Regions from separate parts of the Homo sapiens genome. Here regions 2 and 3 are each linked to region 1. The links are chromatin loops, found by intact Hi-C in ENCODE. Cell type or tissue: PC-9. All regions are shown on one strand.

Evidence for each region. Hi-C counts contacts between places; a loop is a spot of excess contacts. Peaks named below come from ENCODE experiments on the same cell type or tissue, not always from the same donor. Only the 100,000 strongest peaks of a DNase experiment are listed, where the experiment ranks them.
Region 2: it touches region 1 in a loop (18-fold over the local background); 42 of 110 quality-filtered maps call a loop at or near these places.
Region 3: a loop joins it to region 1, with 8 times the contacts of the local background. A loop is called at or near these places in 14 of 110 quality-filtered maps.

Annotation. Positions count from the first base shown.
Region 1 is chr3:185,495,085-185,503,084 of GRCh38, forward strand. TMEM41A (transmembrane protein 41A) reads right to left here and starts at 3,951. Exons shown (of 5, transcript NM_080652.4): 1 at 3,759-3,951; 2 at 1,744-1,897; 3 at 70-231. The coding sequence starts at 3,877. It overlaps TMEM41A-DT (TMEM41A divergent transcript), which reads left to right and starts at 4,065. Exons shown (of 3, transcript XR_924792.3): 1 at 4,065-4,686. RefSeq lists a silencer at 3,933-4,072. In PC-9, a CTCF peak has its summit at 3,371; DNase peaks (open chromatin) are centred at 2,667, 3,507 and 3,967; H3K4me3 peaks cover 2,749 bases; H3K27ac peaks cover 1,870 bases.
Region 2 is chr3:185,555,658-185,563,657 of GRCh38, forward strand. No RefSeq gene overlaps it. Among named protein-coding and RNA genes, the nearest start is that of LIPH, 7.1 kb to the left of the region's middle. RefSeq lists enhancers at 7,290-7,903, 7,904-8,000. In PC-9, a CTCF peak has its summit at 3,556 (motif pointing left); DNase peaks (open chromatin) are centred at 2,924, 3,394, 3,624 and 4,804; H3K4me3 peaks cover 3,724 bases; H3K27ac peaks cover 5,807 bases.
Region 3 is chr3:185,276,935-185,284,934 of GRCh38, forward strand. LOC124900548 (a long non-coding RNA gene) reads right to left here and starts at 5,923. Exons shown (of 2, transcript XR_007096203.1): 1 at 4,976-5,923; 2 at 1-3,390. It also overlaps a transcript of MAP3K13 not described here. RefSeq lists a silencer at 4,035-4,114 and enhancers at 5,158-6,357, 5,932-6,638, 5,989-6,128, 6,189-6,478. In PC-9, CTCF peaks have their summits at 4,003 (motif pointing left), 4,203 and 5,745; DNase peaks (open chromatin) are centred at 4,027, 5,977 and 6,797; H3K4me3 peaks cover 2,659 bases; H3K27ac peaks cover 1,532 bases.

The DNA of each region.
Region 1 (8,000 bases):
CTTCTCTCAAGGCCATGCACGTAGCGACTGTCTGGGGTCCCAGCTCTCAGATGTGACCCCTCCCCTTACCTTTCTCTGCAGCAGGGCCACTTTATCAGGAAAGTAGGACACCACCAACTGTTTGCCAAAAATACTGGAGAGCAGGTAGCAGCATGTGGCACCCACCGAGGTCAACACACAGCACAGCAGAAGCCCCAGCCATGGCCCAAACAAGGCACCAGCTAAAACATTCTGCAAATAAAACAAACCCTCAGGCATGTGAACATCTGGCAGCTACCAGGCACGTCATCTTGGAGCCTGAGAGTCATAGGTTCCCTCCTCCTTCACTGCTTTTTTCCAGCTAAAACCCAATTGCGTTATTTATTTATTTTTAAGAAACAGGATCTCGCTCTGTCACCCAGGCTGGAGTACAGTGACATGATCATAGCTCACTGCATCCTCGAACTCCTGGACTCAAGCGATCCTCCTGCCTCAGCCTCCCAAGCAGCTAGGACTGTAGGCACACACCACCACATTCACCCACTTTTTAAAATTTTTTGTGGAGATGGGGTCTCACTGTGTTGCCCAGGCTGGTTTCAAACTCCCGGACTCAAGTGATCCTCCCACCTCAGCCTCCCAAAGTGCTAGGATTACAGGCGTGAGCCACTGCCCCAGGTCCCAATTGCCATTTAAAGAGGTGAATGAAAAATTATGAAAAGGCTGGGAACTACACCTGCCGTCAGTCTCTTCACCTTGAAAATGAGGATAAGGATAAAAGCCTCAGGGGGCAGGAGAGAATGAAATGGGATCTGTGGCTGTGGTAGATTCTGCAATGACTGGGGCTCCAAGAAAGTAGAAATGAAACTCACGAGTTATTTTTACTATTTCAAAAGATGAACACAAACCATGAATTTTCCCTTGGTAAGACCACACAAGCTATGTAAGATGTCTTGTTTCTTTGCTTTTTGCTGGAATTACATCTATGCAGTATGTTAATACCGGGGTTCCATGTTGACCAGAGCTCTAGCAGACATTTGAAGATGTCTTGGTTTAAGAAAAAGGGAAAAGTGAACCAATACTTCCTAAATGCATTTTGGTTGGTAGACATCATCCTGACAAAACATGGGATCCAAGAGAGAAAGTAAAAGGAAGCCTTGGAAGTGGGAAGCTGGGGAGCCGCTAAGCACTGTGTTAAGTGCTTGACTACATGTCCTGTGTAATCCTCACTACATCCCTGAGTCATGCCATCCTTGCCCCATTCTACAGGTGAGAGATTAAGTATCCTCCCCAAGAGCACAGCAGGCAGAGTCAGGGTTCACCCTCAGGTCTGGATGTGGAGCCCCCACCAAGCAGCAGCTGGCTCTCTGCCCTGAAGAGGGATCAGTTCAAGACAGAAGACAGACACAGGGCAGCCTCAAGGAGTCAGCCCCTGACCCCGAGCCCCACACACCTCCCCTGCCTCTCTTGGACATGTTTGCTTTTCTTCTAGTTTCCGACAAGGAAACTGTTTGAGCAGGTCCAGCCTCAGCCTAGAGGAGAGAAACAGGCTGGGGTGGGAGAGGGAAGCAGTACAAAAGGAAGCTGTCAGTGTCTCCCACTTCGGTGCTCAATCCCTCCGTAAGTGCTGAGGGCCACTGTGTGCCAGCCCCGATACACCCACTGTCACTTTTAATCATCCCCACACAACAATCCCATGAGGTTACAGGGGAGTATCCAAATTTTACAGATAAGGAAACAGGGTTGGAGGGAGGGCAGGACACTGACCAGGAAGCTGGAGCCGGGGATGGCAAAGCCCTGTTTGTAGAGGTAGGCGCCGCAGAAGAGCAGGAACACGTAGGCCTGGTGCTCCTTCCGGTACTCTCGAAGGACCTCAGAGAGCTCCCGCAGCTCTGCCAGGTCGGAGGGGAACCACAGCGACCTGGGGATTTGGAAAAGCAGATGGAAACATGAGTTCAGATCAGTCCAGTGCCCATGAAAGTCACTCGCTGTGTCTTCTTTTCAGAGTAGGTTTATAAATATGCCCATCATCTGATCTGCTGGGAACACATACACTCCCAATGACAGATGACCTGATACGACGTTGCGGAGACAGACAGGAGAGCCCTAGTTTGGAAGCAAGAGACCTGGGTTAGCATCCCAACCCTGCTACTTTCTGTTTTACGTCCTTGGACTAGTCCCTGAGTCTCTTTCCTTATCTAAAAAGTGAGAGGTTGGTGCTAAACAGTCATTAAGTTCCCCTTTAGCTCTGGGATTTTAGAATCTGTTCTTAAGAGGCAAATGGATTCATTTCCAGGCAAGTTCTAAATGTCTCAAATTGCCTTCCTTTCAAGGACACTGCCTCCCCCACAAACCAAGAACAATTCAGACTTCAAACTGTTCCTGAGGTGCCAAGTAAAACGACTTTTTAGCATTCACTATAAAGCCAATTAGAGATTCTTCAGGAAAGTATATCTATCCCATAGGATAAATGTAACTTTTTTGATAATATGTCAGGCTTGAATCGAACCCTTTCAAAGAGCCTACTATTTAACTCTGCTCTTAATCTGGTCCTCAATGCACTTTGAATCCTGCCCAAGGGTTATAGTAGCAAGGCTATCTTGCCTCTGCCATCTGAACAGTCCTTGAATCCATCACTGATTAATCATGAGCAAACCCTCCTACTTCTCACGAGAGTTTCTCTCGGTATGTCCGACACCCACAGCAGAGCCTTCTTAGCTACAGCAAAAGAATACAGTAACTGAAAACAGCTGCCTTAATAGTCAAATATCAGTAATTCCCTTAACCACGCAATGCTGTACTAGGCACACTTCCATGCACTTTATAAAGAGTATGCAGCACTCACAAAAACCGGCCAGGTAAGTATTGCTCTGCCTCCTGCCTCGACCAGTCGTTCATTAGAAGGGGAAAAGGAGGCCAGGCGCGATGGCTCACGCCTGTAATCCCAACACTTTGGGAGGCTGAGGCAGGCGGATTACCTGAGGTCAGGAGTTCGAGACCAGCCTGGCCAACATAATGAGACCCCCCCCCCGCGTCCCTACTAAAAATACAAAAATTAGCCGGCCGTGGTGGCGCGCGCCTGTAGTCCCAATTACTTGGGAAACTGAGGCAGGTGAATCGCTTGAACCCGGGAGGAGGAGGTTAAAGTGAGCCGAGATCGCGCCACTGCACTCCAGCCTGGGTGACAGAGCAAGACTCCGTCTCAGAAAAAAAAAAAAAAAAGGTAAAAGTAGAGACAACCAGGAAGACGGGCAGAGTCGATAATTAATTCGTGAATAATTTAAAGTTGTCTATGCAATATTTCTCCTGAAGATCTAATGTCTAAAGTCTCAAGGGCAGACCTGACGTAAGTGGGGTGGGGAGGAGGAGAGACAGTTGAAAGTGGACTTGAAGAGGCTGGGGGCCCGCACGGGGGCGAAGGTGGGCTGGAAATGGGGCCCAGGGCTGGGACTGGGAAAGCAACGGCGCGGGCAGGCTCAGCGCCGCGTCTCCCTCGGCAAATCCACCCAACCAAAGGCACCGCGGCGTGACGCCCTGCACACCCTGCAGCCAGCACCACACAGGTCCCAGTCAGGCCCGGAGCCGGGCTCCCATCCACCCTTCTGTCCGAGACCGTGCGGACGCGGGCCCGGATACCAGACCCGGATTCCAGTCCGATAAGTGAACCTCAATTCCCAACGCCTCCGATACCGGAACCCGAATCTCCGAATCTCCGATTCCCAGCCCCGGTCCTCGGACCCGGCTCCCTTCCTCTGACCCGAACCCGGATTCCCGCCACGCACCTGCCTCCAGCCTCCTCGGTGGAGCCCAGTCTCCGCCCGCGGGGCAGTCGCGTCGACAGCAAGTACAAGGCGAAGGTGCAGCCGGCGAAGACCAGAAGGAGGCCGAGAAGCGGGCGCATGTCGGCTCCGCACCCCGGCCCGCGGGGCAGCCGAGAAGCTCACTTGCACTCCGGGACGCAGCGGCGGGCGGACTGAGCCCGCGGAGCACGTTCACTGACGGACCAGGGAGGGGTCCGCGCCGAGACCCGCCTCCGAACCAGGCCCCACCTCCTGAGCCAGGCCCCCGCCCCCGATTCTGACTCCGCCCTCTCTGTCCTTCGGTGGAGACTCCGGGAAAAACCTGCCTCCCAGTCTGCCCTCTCTCCGTCTGTCTGTGCTTGTTTTTCTACGTTTATCCCTGTCGCTTTCCCCACTTATTCTGCAGGCATGGCGCGCCCCCAGTGCCGGCTTGGTGCCAGGGCTGGGAGATCCGGGGGTGAATCGTGAGCCCGGCCCACAGCGAGCTTGCAGTCTAGAGATCAAGGCAGTCTTGTCCACAACCTGCTGTCACATAAAGCAAATGTAGCTGGTGTAGCACCAGGGGCTGCAATCAAGTGCGGTGGGGCGGCAATAGTGACCACGGAAATAATCAGAATTGCTTTTAATTCAGCTCCTACTATATTCCCGCATCCCTGAGCCTCACAATCATCCTCCAAGGTAGGTATTTTTGTCTTTCTCTAACAGATGAAAACTCTGAGTTTCAGAAGAATTAAATGACATCCCCCCAAAAGAGAGACAGTATAAGAATCCAAGTCAACCTGAGTCCAAAACCAGTGGCCCTTAACACTGTGTGGCTTTATGGAGGACATGGAGTTTAAGTTTACCTTCAAGGATGAGCAACACTTTTCTTCAAGCAGAAAAAGAAGGGAATGGGTGAACACGGTCCCAGGTAAGGCACCAGAATCCAGTTTCAGTGAAGCCTAAGGTATATGAGAAATAAGTGAGAATCTGGGGACAAACAAGAGTGCACTGAAGGCAGGCTAAGGAGTTAGATTTTTAATAATGTAGATGAGACACCAACAGAGGTGTTTAAGTAAGAGAATGATTTCGTTCCTGTTTTAGGATGTTCGCTTTGGCAGATGATTAGAATACGTGCTGACTTGATAGCCACAACTGTCCTGATAAGAAAGTACGCCGGCCTGGCTGGGCATGGTGGCTCACGCCTGTAATCCGAGGATTTTGGGAGGCCCAGGCGGGCGGATCACTTGATGTCAGGAGTTCGAGACCAGCCTGTCCAACATGGTGAAACCCCGTCTGTACTAAAAATACAATAATTAGCCGAGCATGATGGCATGTGCCTGTAATCCCAGCTACTCGGGAGGCTGAGGCACGAGAATCGCTTGAACCTGGAAGGCAGAGGTTGCAGTTACTTTCCCGACATTGCACCACTGCACTCCAGCCTTGGCGACAAGAGCGAAATTTTGTCTCAAAAAAGAAAGAAAGAAAGCACTCAGGCCTGACCCAGGACCACAGCAGTGGACATGGAGGGAGGAGGCTGGGGGTAGTTGGATTGGTATGATATGTCACTGAGTAAACGAAGGAAGGGACAGAAAGAGAACTCCAAAGTGTCAAAAGCCTGGACAACAGAGAGAAAGCATCCTTGTCCTATCATTTAAAGCACCTGTTGGGCCAAATAGGGAGCACCTTTCAGAATCCATGTGCACAAGATCTCAGCAATTCTACGTCCAAGAATGTAACCTACATCCAAGAATGTACTGGAATTTAATTCCACATCCAAGAATCCCCATAGGTAGCAAAGATGTATATTTAAGGGTATTCTCTCAGCTTTGTTTTTATGTTAGGAGATTGGGAACAACCTAAATGCCCATCAGCTGGTGACTGGCTAGGTTAACTATTCACAAATGGAATACTAGGTAGCCTCCTAAAAGAGGAAAGCAATTCTACATATCCTGATACAGTGTGGTCACCAGATAGATGGCTAAGATACAAATAAAACAAACAAGTTGCAGTGTTAGAGTATGCTATGTATCACTCCTTTTTAAGGACAAAAAGAGGATATACTTTAACTTTTTAAGATACCAAAGTATTTATTTATTTAAAATTTTTTTCACAGAATTGTTATAGCATGTAGAACCAAAAATTATTTACAAATGAAATTATTCAATGTCTGAGATTTGTGTCAAAATAATGGTATGGGGGTTTAGTGAGTAAGCATGTAGGTAGAACAAGATTGTCCATGAGCTGATAGTTGTTGAAGCTGGGTGATCACCTGGGTGTTTTATACTATTTGGGTGTTAAACTATTTTTTTTTCTATTCTTGTGTATGTGTCAAATTTCCACTTAAGAAAATGGGGGAAAATGGTGTCAGCCCTCCATTCCAGCTGAACACACCATGTTAGTTCATGCCCCATCACACCACTCTTCTAGCCATCTGTCAATCTTCTCTGCCTGGCAAATTTCTACTCTTTCATCAGGACCCAGGATAATTATCACCTTCTCTGAGAGGGCTTTTCCAACCCCTATAGTCAGAATCATTCCTTCTCTATGCTTGGGGCCCCCTGAGAAATGTCTCTAATCCTGTCACAAATACATATTCCAGTGTCATTATCCATCTCCCTAGTAGACAGTGAACATTTCCATCAATGAGACAATGTCTCAACTATCTTCTTTCTGTCTCAACCCTTAACCCTGGCACTTAATACTTGTTTGTTAAATTCATGGGTCAGGTCTAGTGAAGACAATGATTAGTTGTTTGGTTTGATACATACTGACCTTGAGAAGTCAAAGGGATATAGGAGGAGAGAAAGTGAATGAGGAACTGATGTTACTGAGCCTGTGCTAGGAGACTGCTGGGGCAAGGAATAGAGTGAGGAGAAAGGAGGCAAGGCTCCTGCTGGCAAGGACCTCACTTTCATTTCAGCTGGGGAAGAGCATGGAAAGATGTCATTCTAGAGCATGGTAAGTGCCATGGATGAAATAGACAAGGCAAAACTTATTCCACTTCAGCAAAGCGAGTGTCAATATTCTACTTATGGATGAGTGGATGAACACATGTTCAGATGAAATCACTTGTGCAAAGTTTACAGCTGTTAGTGCTGAACAGGAACAAGCCTTTGTCTGCCATCATGTGCGGCCATGCTTTTTCCTCTGCCCTTCACTGCCATTCGACATGCAGGTGACACTCTGGAGCTCGGACCGAACATTCAGATTTGGAGGTCATTCTACAGGAGATAGTTGAAATGAGGGGAGGGGAGAAGGTCTCCTAGAAACCACAAGAGAGGGAAAGTAACAGCAGCTGACTTTCATTGAGTACTTAGTACACTCCAGACCCCATACTAAGCATTTTTTTTTTTGAGATGGAGTCTCGCTCTGTTGCCCTGGCTGGAGTGCAGTGGTGCAATCTCGGCTCACTGCAACCTCCTCCTCTTGGGTTCAAGCGATTCTCCTGCCTCAGCCTCCCAAGTAGCTGGGACTACAGGTGTGTGCCACCACGCCCAGCTAATTTTTTGTATTTTTAGTAGAGCCAGCATTTCATCGTGTTAGTCAGGATGGTCTTGATCTCCTGACCTCATGATCTGCCCGCCTCAGTCTCCCAAAGTGCTGGGATTACAGGCGTGAGCCACCGCACCTGGCCCATACTAAGCCTTTTACACTTTTAAAAGTAAAAGTGAAATCACTTTGCACAAGTGATTTCATCTGAACATGTGTTCCTCCACTCATCCATAAGTAGAATATTGACACTTGCTTTGCTGAAGTGGAATAAGTTTTGCCTTGTCAATTTGTTTATTTATTTATTTATTTATTTATTTATTTATTTATTCTATTATATATTTATTTATTCCATATAACAACCCTCATTAAGTAGGAACTCTTTTTTGAGGGACAGGGTATTACTGTGTTGCCCAGGCTAGTCTTGAACTTCTGGCCTGTGGTGTTCCTCCTGCCTTGGCCCCACAGAGTGCTGAGATTACAGGCTTCAGCCACCATGCCCGGTCTAAAGTAGGAACTCTTAACAGTCCCACATTTATAGCCTGGGAAAATGAAGCTTAGGAAGAATGAAGTCAACAGAGCAACAGAGGTCACACACCTCGCAAACAGCAGAGCCCAAATGTCTTACCATGCACTACCCTTTTGAGAAAGAAGACTGAAATCAGGAGCCTGGTAAGGAAATGGTGGAAACAGTGAAAGAGAACAAGATGCACTGTTTCATTTGTGAGATGAGAAACAGAAAAAAAGAAATGT
Region 2 (8,000 bases), 61 kb after region 1:
CGACACCAGCCTGGCCAACATGGTGAAACCTCATCTTTACTAAAAATACAAAAGTGAGCCAGGCGTGGTGGCAAACGCCTATAATCCCAGCTACTTGGAAGGCTGAGGCAGGAGAATCGCTTGAATCTGGGAGGTGGAGGTTGCAGTGAGCCAAGATCGCGCCACTGCACTCCAGCCTGGGCGACAGAGTGAGACTCTGTCTTGACAACAAAAAAAAAAGAAAAACCAAATAGATGGCCTGTTAGCCTGTCTATTTTTCGCTCAGCTTTTGTTTAGTTTAGAGAAAAATTTGCTTTTATTGCTGTAAGCTTTACTAATTTGAAAACAACTGCCCTCTGGAACAAATGGAGACTTGTTTCACATCTCTTTTAGGAACCTGTTAGGGAATTCCTTGCTCCCTGTTCAATCAGTGTACTTGCCTGATAAATATTTGTTAGGTCCTGTGAGTTTTAAGTACCATGCCAAGTGCTTATCTACACAGAGCTAATGTACATTTTCCTGGAAACTATCCAATTATAGGAAAGGGAATCATTTCTGTTGGGAGGATTCTTTGTGTTACTTTTTGTTGTTGTTGTTGTTTTTGAAACAGGGTCTCACTCTGTCATCCAGACTTGAGTGCAGTGACTCCATCACAGCTCACTGGTCTTGACCTCCTGGGCTTAAGGGATTCTCCCACCTCAGCCTCCTGAGGAGCTGGGGTCACAGGCACATGTCACCATGCCCTGCTAATTTTTTAATGTTTTTGTAGAGATGGTGTCTCACAGTGTTGCCCAGGCTGGTCTCAAACCCCTGGACTCAAGCAGTCCTCCCGCCTTAGCCTCTCAAAGTGCTGGGATTACAGGCATGAGCCACCGTGCCTGGCCTCTTTGTGTTACTATTAACGATTTTCCTGCTGGTGGGCACAGAAGGTCTCTAACTTCTTAACGTGCTCCTTTCTATTTTAGGCTTTCAGAACAGCACAAAAATCGATGGGAGAATCTGTCCCTTATTTTTTTGCAATAGTGAGAAATATCAAATATAAGAAAACATAAAACATTCCCGAGAATGGGGAGAGGAGAGGCAGGGAGGAGAGGAGAATGGGTTTGACTGTAGAAGAATCTTTTAGTTGGCCAGGCTCATGCCTGTAATCCCAGCACTTTGGAAGGCCGAGGCAGGTGGATCACCTTTGTCAGGAGTTGGAGACGAGCCTGGCCAACATGGTGAAACCCCGACTCTACTAAAAATACAAAAGTTAGCTGGGTGTGGTGGCAGGTGCCTGTAATCCCAACTACTCGGAAGGCTGAGGCAGAAGAATTGCTTGAACCCAGGAGGTAGAGGTTGCAGTGAGCCGATATTGTGCCATTGCACTCCAGCCTGGGTGACAAGAGCAAGACTCCATCTTAAAAAAAAAAAAATCATCTTTTAGTGATGAAATAATTGTGTATCTTAATTGTGGTAGTGGCTATGTGGTGGTGGACAGGTGATAAAATAGCACAGAACTACACACATTTACATGTGAAACTCTAAATGAGATCTGTGGATTGTCAACCAGGGTCAATTTTTTTGTTTTGCTTATTTTTATATTGATTTTTTATTTTTTTGAGACAAGGTCTCACCCTGTCACCCACCACAACCTCCAACTCTTGGGCTCAACTGATCCTCCACCTCAGCCTCCTGAGTAGCTGGGACCATAGGCACAAGCCACTGCACCTATTTTTGTAACTTTCTGAGAACCAATAATTATTTTTATTTTCTTTTAGTTTTCTTTTTTTTTTTTTTGTGACAGTCTTGCTCTGTAGCCCAGGCTAGAGTGTAGTGGTGCAACCTCGGTTCACCACAACCTCCGCCTCCCAGTTTCTAGCTATCCTCCTGCCCCTCAGCCTCCTGAGTAGCTGGGATTACAGGCATGTGCCACCACGCAGAGCTAATTTTTGTATTTTTTAGTAGAGACAGCGTTTTGCCATGTTGGCCAGGCTGGTCTCAAACTCCTGGACTCAGGTGATCCACTCTCCTCGGCCTCCCAAAGTCCTGGGATTACAGGTGTATGCCACCAGGCCCGACCCAAAAATTATTTCAAAATAAAGTTTTCCAGGCTGGGCGTGGTGGCTTATGTCTGTAATCCCAGCACTTTGGGAGGCTGAGGTGGGTGGATCACCTGAGGTCAGGAGTTCGAGACCAGCCTCACCAATATGATGAAATCCCGTCTCTACTAAAAATACAAAAAAATTCACCAGGTGTGGTGGCTTATGCCTATAATCCCAGCTACTTGGGAGGCTGAGACAGGAGAATTGCTTGAACCCAGGAGGTAGAGGTTGGGAGGCAGAGGTTGTGGTGAGCTGAGGTTGTGCCATTGCACTCCAGCCTGGGAAACAAGAGTGAAACTCCGTCTCAAATATACACACACACACACACACACACACACACACACACACAAATTAGCTGGGCATCGTGGCAGGCGCCTGTAATCCCAGCTACTCGGGAGGCTGAGGCAGGAGAATCGCTTGAACCCGGGAGGTGGAGGTTGCAGTGAACCGAGATTGCGCCACTGCATTCCAGTCTGCACAACAGAGCAAGACTCAGTCTCAAAAAAAAAAAAAAAGAACTTTTCCACAATTTTAAAAGATGAGTCAACTCATAATCATTTGAAATAATTTATTCAAAAGTATTCTAAGAAAAAGCATTTCTTCATTTCCAATCAGTTAATTACTATTTTCTCAATTCTATGACCTCCTGATTACAACTCAAGAATACCACAGTTTTCCTAGTTTCCAATCTAGAAACCTATGGGTTTTTCTTCTTCTTTATTAAACCTAGAAGTCACTTGCTACAGAGAACATATTTAAAAGGTACAGGCAAGCTTCCAAACGCATGGACAGGAAAAACAGGTATGAAGTGTAATGGAACTAAGGGGTGGAGATTTTATAACTCTCATTTGTTTCAACAGCCAAGAAAGGTGACCTACGTCCCCACCCGCCCAGGTCTAGGGCTCCAAGCTGGTATATGACTCACTATAACACCCTTTGGTCTTCCCTTCCACATCAGTGACCCTGCCATTTCTCACTTGCAGTCCAAGTTTGGAAAGATAAGTGGGTTTCTTCAATTCATATCCTGCAAAGAGATAAGGGTAACTTTCCCCAATTCCATTTATTTGTTTCATTTCATCATTCCCTCATTTATGGAACATTTCTGGAGCTCTCAGTACAAGAAATAAGGAAGAAATAGAACATGCTCCTTCCCTCAAGAAGATAGACACATTAACAATGAAAATGGTAATAATAATGCTAATATAGGCCAGCATGGTGGCTCATGCCTGTGATGCCAACTGTGGGGGGCGCAAGGCAACATAGTCAAGCTTATGTACAAGGCATTTGAGGTCGGGGCATGGAAAAATACTGAGGCGCTGTGTGTATGTTATTTGTGCATGAGAATGAAACTCGACCCTGAAAACAGGACAGGGAGTGGAGTGTGTGGTGTGATAAGGAACGCTGAAAACAGCCTCCTGAGAATGCAGTTTGAGTGCTTTTACAAGGCCACAGGTGCCTCACGACCCGACCTCAAAAACGCCATCTAGTGGATGTTTGTGGTTTAACAAGCCCTTTCAATAAATACTTGGCGGACGGATGCCGGGGCGGACTCTCTTAGAAGAGCTACCCCGCAATGCCGGGCGCGGTGGCTCACGCCTGTAATCCTAGCACTTTGGGAGACGGAGAGGGGTGGATCACGATTCAAGACCAGCCTGGTCAAGATGATGAAACCCCGTCTCTACTAAAAATACAAAAAAATTAGCCGGGCGTGGTGGCAGGTGCCTGTAATCCCAGCTACTCGGGAGGCTGAGGCAGAGAATTGCTTGAACCCAGGAGGCAGAGGTTGCAGTGAGCCGAGATCATGCCACTGCACTCCAGCCTGGGCAACAGAGCGACTCCGTCTCAAAAAAAAAAAAAAAAAAAGAAGAGCCACCCCCCATTCTAACTGGCGTGAGATGGTATCTCATCGTGGTTTTGATTTGCATTTCTCTAATGACCAGTGATGATCTTTTCTCGTGTCTGTTGGCTGCATAAATGTCTTCTTTTGAGAAGCGTCTGTTCACACATCGGGGCCTGTGGTGGAGTGGGGGGCTAGGGGAGGGATAACATTAGGAGAAATACCTAATGTAGGTGACGGGTTGATGGGTGCAGCAAACCAGGGCACGTGTATACCTGTGTAACAAAACTGCACGTTCTGCACATGTAACCCAAAACTTAAAGTATAGTTAAAAAATAAATAAGAGCTGCCCCCCGCCCCGCTCAGCTGGAATTGTCTGAGAACCCATTTCGTGGCATTCATTGTAAACTATAAGCTCTGCAAGTGGTGTCCCCGACATGATCGCCTTAAAGTTACGTGTGAAGGAGGAGAGCTCATCAATTTTCGGTGAATCTCCACCTGAAAAGAATTCAGAAGATTTAAAGGGAGAGATTCCTGACTCCTATCAGGAGGACACGACCCACACGTAAAATATCAGGTGTTGAGTTATCATGGGTCAGGAAATGACCAAAGAACAGAAAGTTTTTTTTGTTTGTTTGTTTGTTTTGATATGGAGTCTCGCTCTGCCGCCCAGGCTGGAGTGCAGTGGCGCGATCTCCGCTCACTGCAAGCTCCGCCTCCCGGGTTCACACCATTCTCCTGCCTCAGCCTCCCGAGTAGCTGGGACTACAGGCGCCTGCCAGCCTAGTAGAGACGGGGTTTCACCGCGTTAGCCAGAGTGATCTCGACCTCCCGACCTCGTGATCCGCCCGCCTCCGCCTCCCAAAGTGCTGGGATTACAGGTGTGAACCACTGCGCCCGGCCCAGAAAGTATTTTTAAAACAGTGCAACAGCTATTTAAGGCTGTCCAGTGCACTGTAGAGCCTGGAGCTCTACACAAGCTCATGCTTTTAATTCGGCAGGAATGTCCTTGGTTTCCTGATCAAGGAACCTTAGATTTAGAGCTATGGGAGCAGGTAGGTCGCTGCCTGAAAAGAGGATATGAGCAAGGTCATTTTACTAATTTTACTATTTTGACCACCTGGGCGCTGGTACACTCTGCGTTGTATCCTCTTTATCTGCCAGATCGCGGTTAGACGGCCCATTATCTCCACCTGAAAATAATTCAGAAGATTTAAAGGGAGGGATTCCTCTCTCCACTTCATTCCCTTCTATGGGGAATAAGGAAGAGATTTTTTCTAGTGAGGAAAGACAGGAACCAGAACAGCGGGGGCGGGGCAGTGCTCCTCTCTCTACTTCATTCCCTTCTGTAGAGAGGCCTAAGGAGGACATTTTTTCTAGTAAGGATAAGGCGACCGGAGCCTTTTCCTCCCCCTATAGAAAACCCATTGCCCTCCTTTCCTCCACCCTTCAAGGGACCTGCGTTTGTTGGCCCCGTTCGTTCGGCCAACAGCACCTCCCATCCCCCTTAAGGAGACTAGAGGCCGCCCAAGGGACAGTTCTTAGATAAGACCCCCTGGTCAGCGAACATCGGTATGATCGGGTGACCACGTCTCTCAACCAACTTCCCTGCTGGAGGGGTGCCTCCAGGAGGGAAGGAAAGTGGCTGATTATGATTGTCCTCCTAATATGCAAGTTCCCATTTCCTATTTCCAGCATCAGCCTTTCTGGCCTTGTCTTTTTTCTGTTTTTCTGGAGTACGAGGGGAGTTTGCATGCTGCCTCCTGGGTTTTATTCCAGCTAGCTGTAGCTTTCTTGCTGCCTACAGAGGCCTGGGGCAGGAGAGTTGCTAAGATGCCAGGGAGTGCCCATTTGGTCACTGGCAGTCTGGGCAGGTTACCCCTTTCTGGGTTTATGGTGACGGAGGGGAGGCCAAAAGGCACAGAGCAGGCAGCTCCAGCCAGGTCCTGAGGATCCGCCTCACCACGGTCACGTGCCTTAGTAACTGTGCCCAGGAAGTGGCCTGCTGCTGCTTTTCCTACTTCTGCCCTTCCCTGCCACCCCTCGCATGTCTCAGTTGACAAGCAATTTGTTGTCTTCCCTGGCCCCCTAGGGAAAGCGGTAAAAAACAGTCCATGTGCACCCCAACCTTACTAGCCTAAGGTGGGCAAAGGAGTGTGAAGCAGCCTAGAGTACAGAGCCCTGGGGGAGGAGCCCGCTAATAAGGGGCGCTCTCCTGTAGCCATATATTAAATGCTAACTAGGCTAAGGTGGAGGAGCTCTGCCAGCTGCTGTCATCTTCAGAAGACAGACACAGCAGTAAGGAATGTTTGTTTTGCTTTTTTATAAAATGTTTAAAAACACTGTGGCTAAGAAACTTCAAAGCAGACCCTGTGCTGCATGTGTGCTCCTCCCCTAAGCCCCTCTGCTTGGGGGTGGTAAAAATAATAAAAAGAACATTTTCAGTACCTTACCTAACAGGGTTGGCTCCAGGCGTAGGTGGCCTAGAAGATAAGGGGAGTGGTTTTCTCCCAGCCTGTTACTCTCTTGCCTCCAGCCTCCGCGCTTACACACACACTTTACCACCCTGTCATTCTCTAGCCTCTTACTGCCACTTGTAGTCTTCCTTCCTTCCTCTTAGGGTAAGGACAGCAACAAGTGGCAGGCTATTAAAAATAGAAGCTGCCTAAGGAGCCCAGAACGAATAAAAAGAAACCAGCCACAACCCTACTTTCCCGAGCTCACTTCTAAGACATTCCAGCTAAAGGCTGATGCAGGAAAATGGCCAACACCAAAGGACATTTTTTAAAGTTTTTTTTTTTTTTTTCTGTTTTCTACACACTTAAGCTAACTCAATGCAGGTTTATTATCCTGGCGACTTGCAGTCACATTCTAATGACTTTCAAGGGCCAAAATATAGTAAAAATCACTTAAAATATCCATCCCTTCCATGCCTTAGTTTAACAGGTAGGCTTTATCTTTTGCCATTTCTGTATTTTATGTTATGTACCTGTAGGGGTGGGTTGCCCCTACACACCTGTGGGTGTTTCTCGTAAGGTGGGACGAGAGATTTGGAAAAGAAAAAGACACAGAGACAAAGTATAGAGAAAGAAAGAAGGGGACCCGGGGAACCAGCGTTCAGCATATGGAGGATCCCGCCAGCCTCTGAGTTCCCTTAGTATTTATTGATCATCTGTGGGTGTTTCTCGAAGAGGGGGATGTGTCAGGGTCACAAGACAATTGTGGGGAGAGGGTCAGCAGACAAACACGTGAACAAAGGTCTTTGCATCATAGACAAGGTAAAGGATTAAGTGCTGTGCTTTTAGATATGCATACACATAAACATTTCAATGCTTTACAAAGCAGTATTGCTGCCCGCAGGTCCCACCTCCAGCCCTAAGGCGGTTTTTCCCTATCTCAGTAGATGGAGCATACAATCGGGTTTTATACCGAGACATTCCATTGCCCAGGGACGGGCAGGAGACAGATGCCTTCCTCTTGTCTCAACTGCAAGAGGCATGCCTTCCTCTTATACTAATCCTCCTCAGCACAGACCCTTTACGGGTGTCGGGCTGGGGGACGGTCAGGTCTTTCCCTTCCCACGAGGCCATATTTCAGACTATCACATGGGGAGAAACCTTGGACAATACCTGGCTTTCCTAGGCAGAGGTCCCTGCGGCCTTCCGCAGTTTTTGTGTCCCTGGGTACTTGAGATTAGGGAGTGGTGATGACTCTTAAGGAGCATGCTGCCTTCAAGCATCTGTTTAACAAAGCACATCTTGCACCGCCCTTAATCCATTTAACTCTGAGTTGACAGAGCACATGTTTCAGAGAGCACAGGGTTGGGGGTAAGGTTATAGATTAACAGAATCTCAAGGCAGAAGAATTTTTCTTAGTACATAACAAAATGGAGTCTCCTATGTCTACTTCTTTCTACACAGACACAGTAACAATCTGATCTCTCTTGCTTTTCCCCACATTTCCCCCTTTTCTTTTCGACAAAACCACCATCATCATCATGGCCCGTTCTCGATGGTCGCTGTCTCTTTGGAGCTGTTGGGTACACCTGCAGACTAACAACAGACAAAACAGGCACACAGGGATTAATATGAGATTTATAA
Region 3 (8,000 bases), 220 kb before region 1:
TGTTTGGTAGCATTTTATCCACAGGAGAATTTCTTTCAAAATTGGAGTCAATCCTCCCGAACCCTGCCGCTGCCTTGTCAACTAAGTTTATGTAATATTCCAAATCATTTGTTGTCATTTCAACAGTGTTCACATCTTCACCAGAAGTAGATTTCATCTCAAGAAACCACTTTCGTTGCTCATTCATAAGAAGCAACTCCTCATTCCCTCACATTTTATCATGAGATTGCAACAATTCAGTCCCATCTTAAGGCTCCACTTTTAATTCTAGTTCTCTTCCTATTTCTACCACATTTGCACTTTCTTCCTACACTGAAGTCTTGAACCCCTCAAGTTATCCATGTGGGTTGGAATCAACTTCTTCCAAACTTCCAAACTCTTATTAATGTTGATATTTTTACCTACTCAAGCATTATACATTAAATTTATCTTTAATAGAATGGTCTTTCATCAAATATTTAAAGATACTAACAAGTCTGCCCTAAGCTGTTCCTCTTAGGGGCTTTCTCAGGGACTATCATTTCTCATATGGTAAGGTATTTCTAGTTGCTATGTTGTTTGTTCAGAATACTCTTCAAATTTGTCAAATATTCTCATTAGTCACAAATGTTCTTAATGGCATCTAGAATGGTAAATCCTTTCCAGAAAGTTTTCAATTTACTTTGCCCAGATCCATCAGAGGAATCACTATCTATTGACAGCTATAGCTTATGACATGTATTTCTACTTCTTTTTTTTTTTGACAGAGTCTCGCTGTGTTGCCCAGGCTGGAGTGCAATGGCACGATCTCGGCTCACTGCAACCTGCACCTCCTGGGTTCAAGCAATTCTTCTGCCTCAGCCTCCCGAGTAGCTGGGATTACAGGCATGCGCCACCATGCCCAGCTAATTTTTGTATTTTTAGTAGAGATGGGGTTTCACCATGTTGGCCAGGCTGGTCTTGAATTCCTGACCTCAGGTGATCTGCCCACCTCGGTCTCCCAAAGTGCTGGGATTACAGGCATGAACCACCATACCTGGCTGAAATGTATTTCTTAAATAATGAGACTTGAGATTTGAAATTGCTCCTTGATCCATGGGCTGCAGAATGGAAGCTGTGTTAGCAGGCATGAAAATAACATTCATCTCCTTGTATACCTCCATCAGAGCTTTTGGATAACAGATGCATTGTCAATGAGCTGCCATATTTTGAAGGAATTTTTTTTTTTTTTTTTGAGACCGAGTTTCGCTCTGTCACCCAGGCTGGAGTGCAGTGGCGCAGTCTCGGCTCACTGCCAGCTCCGCCTCCCGGATTCACACCATTCTCCTGACTCAGCCTCCCGAGTAGCTGGGACCACAGGTGCCCGCTACCACACCTGGCTAATTTTTTTTGTATTTTTAGTAGAGACGGGTTTCACCGTGTTAGCCAGGATGGTCTCGATCTCCTGACCTCGTGATCCACCCGCCTTGGCCTCCCAAAGTGCTGGGATTACAGGCGTGAGCCACCGCGCCCGCCCGGAATTTTATTTTTTAAAGCAGCAGATCTCACCAGTGGGCTTAAGATATTCAGTAAATCATGCTGTAAACAGATGTGCTATCATCCAGGCTTTTTTGTTCCACTTATAAAGCACAGGCAGAGTAGATTTAACGTAATTCTTAAGGACCCTAGGATTTTCAGAATGGCAAATAAGCACTGGCTTCAAGTTAAAGTTACCAGTTGCATTAGACCCTAACGAGAATCAGCAGGTCCTTTGGAGCTTTGAAGCCAGACACTGACTTCTCCTCTTTAGCTATGAAAGTCCTAAATGGCATCTTCTTAAAATAGGAGGCTGTTTTATTGAAAATCTGTTGTTGTTTAATGTGGCCACCTTCATCAATAATCTTAGCTGGATCTTCTGGATAACTTGCTACAGCTTCTTCATCAGTACTTGCTGCTTGACCTTGCACTTTTATGTTATAGAGAAGGCTTCTTTCCTTAAACCTCATGAATTAACTTCTGCTGGCTTCCAACTTTTCTTCTGAAGCTTCTTCACCTCTCTTAGCCTTCACAGAATTGAAGAGAGTTAGGGCCTTGCTCTGGATTATGCTTTGGCTTAAGGGAATGTTGTGGCTGGTTTGATCTTCTATCCAGATCAATAGAACTTTCTCTATATCATCAATAAAGCTGTTTTGCTTTCTTATCATTCGTGTGTTCACTTAAGTAGCACTTTTAATTTCCTTCACATTTACAACTTGACTAACTATATGGCACAAGAGGCCTAATTTTTGGCCCATCTTGGCTATCTATATGTCTTCCTCACTAAGCTTTACCATTTCTAGCTTTTGGTTTAAAGTGAGAGACATGTGACTCTTCACTTCAACACTTAGAGGCCATTGTAGGATTATTAATTTGTCTAATTTCAATATTGTTTTGTTTCAGAATAGGGAGGCCCTAGGAGAGGGACAGAGATGGGGGAAAGTCCCATTGATGAAATAAAATATACACAATATTTATCAATTAAATTTGCTGTCTTAATGGCATGGTTGATGGTGACCCAAAACAATTACAATAGTAACACTAAAGATCACTGATCACAGATCACTGTAACAGACATAATAATAATGAAAAGTTTGAAATACTGCAAGAATTATCAAAACGTGACAGAGATATGCTGTTAGAAAAATGGCACTGACAGACTTACTCTACACAAAATTGCTATAAACCTTCAATTTGTTAAAAATGCAATATCTGAGCAGCACAAGAAAGTGGTGCACAATACAATGAGGTATGCCTGCACTGAACGTGTGTCCATCCCCTCAGGGTGTGTACAGTGTGTAGATATGAACACAAGCTGCTAGAGCGATTTTGCCATCTCAAGGAAAGCTGGCCGTAAGTGGAAGCAGATGCTACTGAAGGCAGAGCAAGACAGAAACAAATATGGGTCCTGGATGATATCGTCGAGTTGCTGAGGCAACCAACCCTGATGCCTGTCATAATACTCCAGTTATAGAAGTCAAGATATGCCCTTATTGTTTAAGCCAATTTGTGTTGCATTTTGTGGAAGATGCAAAGATACGCTGCCCAGATTCCCTTTCAAGGAAGCACTTGCTGCCCAGGTGCAGGGAATGCGGTTAGCAGGCAGCCCCCAGCTATTTTCTTCAGGGTCTGCTTCTGCTGCAGAAGGCCACCTTGCTTGAGATTACACCCTTTCTAGGGCAGACAGCATCTAGCATAAGGGGCTGGCTATTTTAGCCTGACAACGATACTCTTGATGGGCAATACTTACTCTAAAGCTCCCTCCCAGGATGGCTGAGGATTTGCTGGACCTGAATAGCAGTTCAACTACTTCCTCTGAACAATCCTGCTTCCACTCCATTCCTAACAAAAATCTTCTCATCTCCAATCTGGAATACTCAATCTGTGACAAGTTTTCTGTAACATCAGGCAAAAACATCCTGAGATTCAGTGGGCTAGTTTGAATTCAATCTTGTCTATAGAAAGAGAAATGCACTCATGATCTCTTATTTTTGACTTTGTGTTAAGGAAGATTTCCAGCATGCACAAAAAGAGAGACAAGAATATAATGAAACAACAATATCAATATATGACCAATAGTTATCATCTGATACCCTCGTGTATTATTTTAAAATAAGTCCTAGACATATTATTCCATCCAAAAATACCATAGTGCACCAATGTTTACTTTGAGATGCAATACAATGTCTTCTTCTCCGTTCTCCTCCTAATCCAACTCCTCTTTATGTTATCTCATCTTTTCTTCCTCTTTCCACCACCATAGCTTTAAAAAGAGGAACTGTTTTAATAGAAGGGGCAGGGGTGGCAGTAGTAAGGGATAGATGGCCCAGAACAAATACTGGAATCCTTTCATTCATTCAACATTCAACATTCATTCATTCAACATTCTAGAGAGTATCCTCTCTCAAAGTCTTGGGATACTCAATCATCACTAGTATAGGCAGTTGTTCAGATAGGTGGTACTGGACAATGACGTTTTTGTTTAGCCAGAAGGAAGCAAGGAAAAGAGTCCCTTAACACCTGCCATCTAGTGGTCACAGTGATAAGTAACATGCATGTTTTCTACTAAACAGATTAATACATGGTTTGTTCTATGGAACAAACAGGAAATTAAGGCCAGAGGGGTAAAGTGATTTAAGGTCATATGGCTAGTTAATAGCAGGGCTTGGCATAGAACCCAAACAAGTTGACTTTAAGACCTGCGTAAATTGTGATTGTTTGAAACGTAAATATGTCATTCAAATGATTTTAAATTTGATTAAAGTATCATCCTGTTTTGTATTTAGTTGTATTAAGTTATAGTATATTAGTATCAAAGGAGAAAAAGTGCCATTGGTTGAATGAGGGAACAAGATGGGCCTATGAGATAATATTAACATTGAATTATTTTCCATTACATGGTCCCACTACCAACATTTCCATAATAATAATAATAATAATGCCTATGCTAGCTCTGTCATATTCCTAAACAAAGGTTGAATAGTTATTAAGAGAAATTGCTTCCAATTAAACTAAATGCAATTATGCCACATCATTGACCGTACATTCAGAGTCTATGTTACCTTCTGGAGTTTGTTGGATCTGTTACTTATTCCTGTCCAGCCAGTTAAAATTGAAGGTAGAGCTCACAGGAGCTGATACTTTACTCTTTATTTCTGGGTAAATATAAGAAGTTTGCCAGGGGAACGGAAATACTGTGTTTCAAATGAATGCAATGGCCACACCAAACATTCAGATGTTCATCACAATTAGGCGGCATCTAGGTTACATTGCCCTTGTCTCTCCAGGACTGGGATTTTCCTAATCCTTTTCACTTGAGAGGGAAGGATTTAAAAGTGAATCTACCCTTACCTTATTAACATTTTGAGGCAGATTTTGGGAATGGGAGAGGTGGCAAGCATTTTGAGACTCTACTTTTGGTGCTAGCATTGAAACTCATTGTGTGACATTTAGACGCTTCTTTGGATCCAATTTTCCTTACCTGTAACAGCAAGAGGTTGACTAAGTGATTGCCTCTAAAAGTTCCTTTCAGTTCTGTCATTCTGCGAAATTTTTGGGCAAAGATAAATCTTCAGCTCAGCTGGTCCCTTCTGCTTTTTCCTGGGTTGACTTCCTTCCTCCCACTATCATTTATTGAGTATCTCCACGTTCTTGAGGGTAGGGCCTGGGTTTTATTCAACTTTCCCCCATTAACTAGCACAATAACTAAGCAGGTTATTTCCAGCAGGGTTAAAGTTGTTTTCTATATAAGATTCCAACTTTGTCTGGAGGGGCTCACAGTTCCGAAGAGGGTGCCAGGCATCATCAATTAATTAAAAGCCGAGTATCCATAAACATAAAAAAAAGTAGGGGGGACATAAAGGGTAGCAGGAAATCTGGTTCCAGTTGTCCTTAAGCACAGGTATGTTCCAACAGGGAATAAGAGTGCATAGTAGTGCAAAAAGTAATGGTTAACACTCATCGAATGCTTTCAATATGCCAGTGCTTTCCACGTATTATCTCAAGTAATACAATCGTCCTATTTTCTAGGTACTAGTATTATGTTTCACACTTGAAGTGGGCACAGAGAGGTTAAGTATCATGCCCAGGTAACACTGTTAGAAGTGAGAGGCAGCACTTGAAACCAGATAGCACAACCTCACTGCCTGCACTCTTAGCACTCCACTAGGTAGATAAATAAGAAAAATCATAGTAACAATCATGATTTCTCCAAGAGGCCAGGTGAATTTGACCAGTGATGAGTCCAAGCTACAGAAGGAGCAGAGGGAAGTGGCTGCCGAAAAGAAGGCTAAAGAAGTTTGCAAAAAGATAACATGCACTTTTCCAGGCTAGATACACAGGCGGAGAAGCAAACCGGCGAAATAAAATCCGACAAGCAAGATCTGGAGCGCATCAGGATGCCAGGTGAACTCAAAGACAGGTCGGAAGTGACGTCACTAGCCGAGTCGGGCGCTCAGCGGGACTGCGGGTCCGGTGGAATTCCGGCCGGACGTGGCGCACAGGAAGTTACGCACGGGAGGCGGTACCTGGTTGTGGAGGGTGACGCCATGGGTGGGGCGGAGCGTCTGGGATGCGCTGGGAGCCTAGGATCCCCGACAGGTAACCTGCGGGCGGATCTGAACGGGGGGCGAGGGTGGCAGCTGGAGTTGATGGCCTAGATCGCTCGGGGCCCTAAGCGCGGGTGGACACAGGTTAGGTAATGGACAGCATTAGGTGGCGGCTGAAGAAAAGGCTCCTTGGCATTAGACTCTCTGAGGGGTTGAGGATATGGAGAACTCTTGGGAACTTGGTCTTGGGGCCCGAAGTCGTCGAGGAAATACAGACAGGTTGAGTCTTCTAGGAATCAGACATGGCTGGGGGTCATGGGTTTCCGATCACTGGCGCTTATGTTGGAGAGACGGAGCCTGGGGCACTGAGATGAGTTGACCTAGGGTTCACCTACCCCGACCTGTTCTGCTAATAGGGGACAGGGACCTCGACTTTTTGTCTCTTAACTCGTAGCATAGTGCCTTGCGACAAGTAGGCATGCTTTAGATGTTGTCGAAGGAATGAATGAATGAATGAATGAATGAACCAACCAACCTGTTTCTGGCTTCCCGGCAGAACCTCTCCCAAATTTCAGTATTCTAACCTCTGAATGTAGAAATGACTCCAGTTTAGTTTGCTAACCAGGGGTTTATGAGGATGCTGGTGCAGGAGATACCCAGTACATTGTTGGTTTTTGTTAGTTTTGTTTTTTATGGTTATTGAAATTCAGAAATGTGTCTTAGTATTCTTATCCGGGTGGAGAGGATGAGTCATTTACTTTGGCTTCTTTCAGGTTCCTTTACTTTTCTGGGAAGAACTTGTAGGGAAATGATACCAGGGAGGAGTTGGACCGTTGTAAATAAACTGCTGTTGTAGCACTGACTGTTCTTAATGCTTTCTTTTAAGCAAAGTAAACTTACTTTCCTTTTTCTTTCTTTCTTTCTTTTTTTTTTTTTTTTTTTCTGAGACGGAGTCTCGCTCTGTCGCCAGGCTGAAGTACAGTGGCGATCTCGGCTCACTGCAACCTCCGACCCCCTGGTTCAAGTGATTCTCCTCCCTCAGCCTCCCGAGTAGCTGGGATTACAGGCACGCGCCACCACCCCCAGCTAATTTTTGTATTTTTAGTAGAGCCTCGGCCTCCCAAAGTGCTGGGATTACGGGCGTGAACCACTACGCGCGGCCACTTTCCTTTTTCTTAATGTTTTCTTCCTTATCTTATAAGTAAGTGTACTACTTACATTTGAGATGTGAGAATTTTAACTCACTAAAAATATGTTATAATTGAGAATATATCTTATATTTTCCATTATAAAAATGAAAATAGTAATTTATAAAAATCCAGAGATTACAGCTGGTGTTTATAAGTAAGGTTAACTCCTTCTGAACAGTTGTATTAATAGAGGGTCCCCAAAAGAAGATTAAACTGTTTCCTTTGTTGGAAGTACTTGCTTAGGTGTCTTAAATGTGATAAAGTGTGGGGCCGGGCACGGTGGCTCACACCTGTAATCCCAGCACTTTGCGAGGCCAAGGTGGGCGGATCACTTGAGGTCAGGAGTTCGAGACCAGCCTGGCCAACATGGTGAAACCCCATCTCTACTAAAAATATGGAAAAAATTAGCCGGGCGGGGCTCGAGCCTGTAATCCCAGCTACTTGGGAGCTGAGGCGCGAGAATCGCTTGAAGCCGGGAGGGGGAGGTTGCAGGAGCAGAGGTTGTGCCACTGCACTCCAGCCTGGGCGACAGAGTTAACTCCTCAGGAACTATAAATAAATAAATATAAAATATAAATAAATAAATAAAATTTAAAAAATAAAAATTAATTTTAAAAATGTGATAAAAAGTGGGCAGGGACCTAAAAAACAACTACTGTAACCAGATTGGTTTTGGTTGTCAAATGGAAAAAAAGTGCAGATGAGACTGTCGTCAGGCTATGTAATGAAATCTTGGCATGAATTACTACCTAGTCCAGTGAGGTGAATG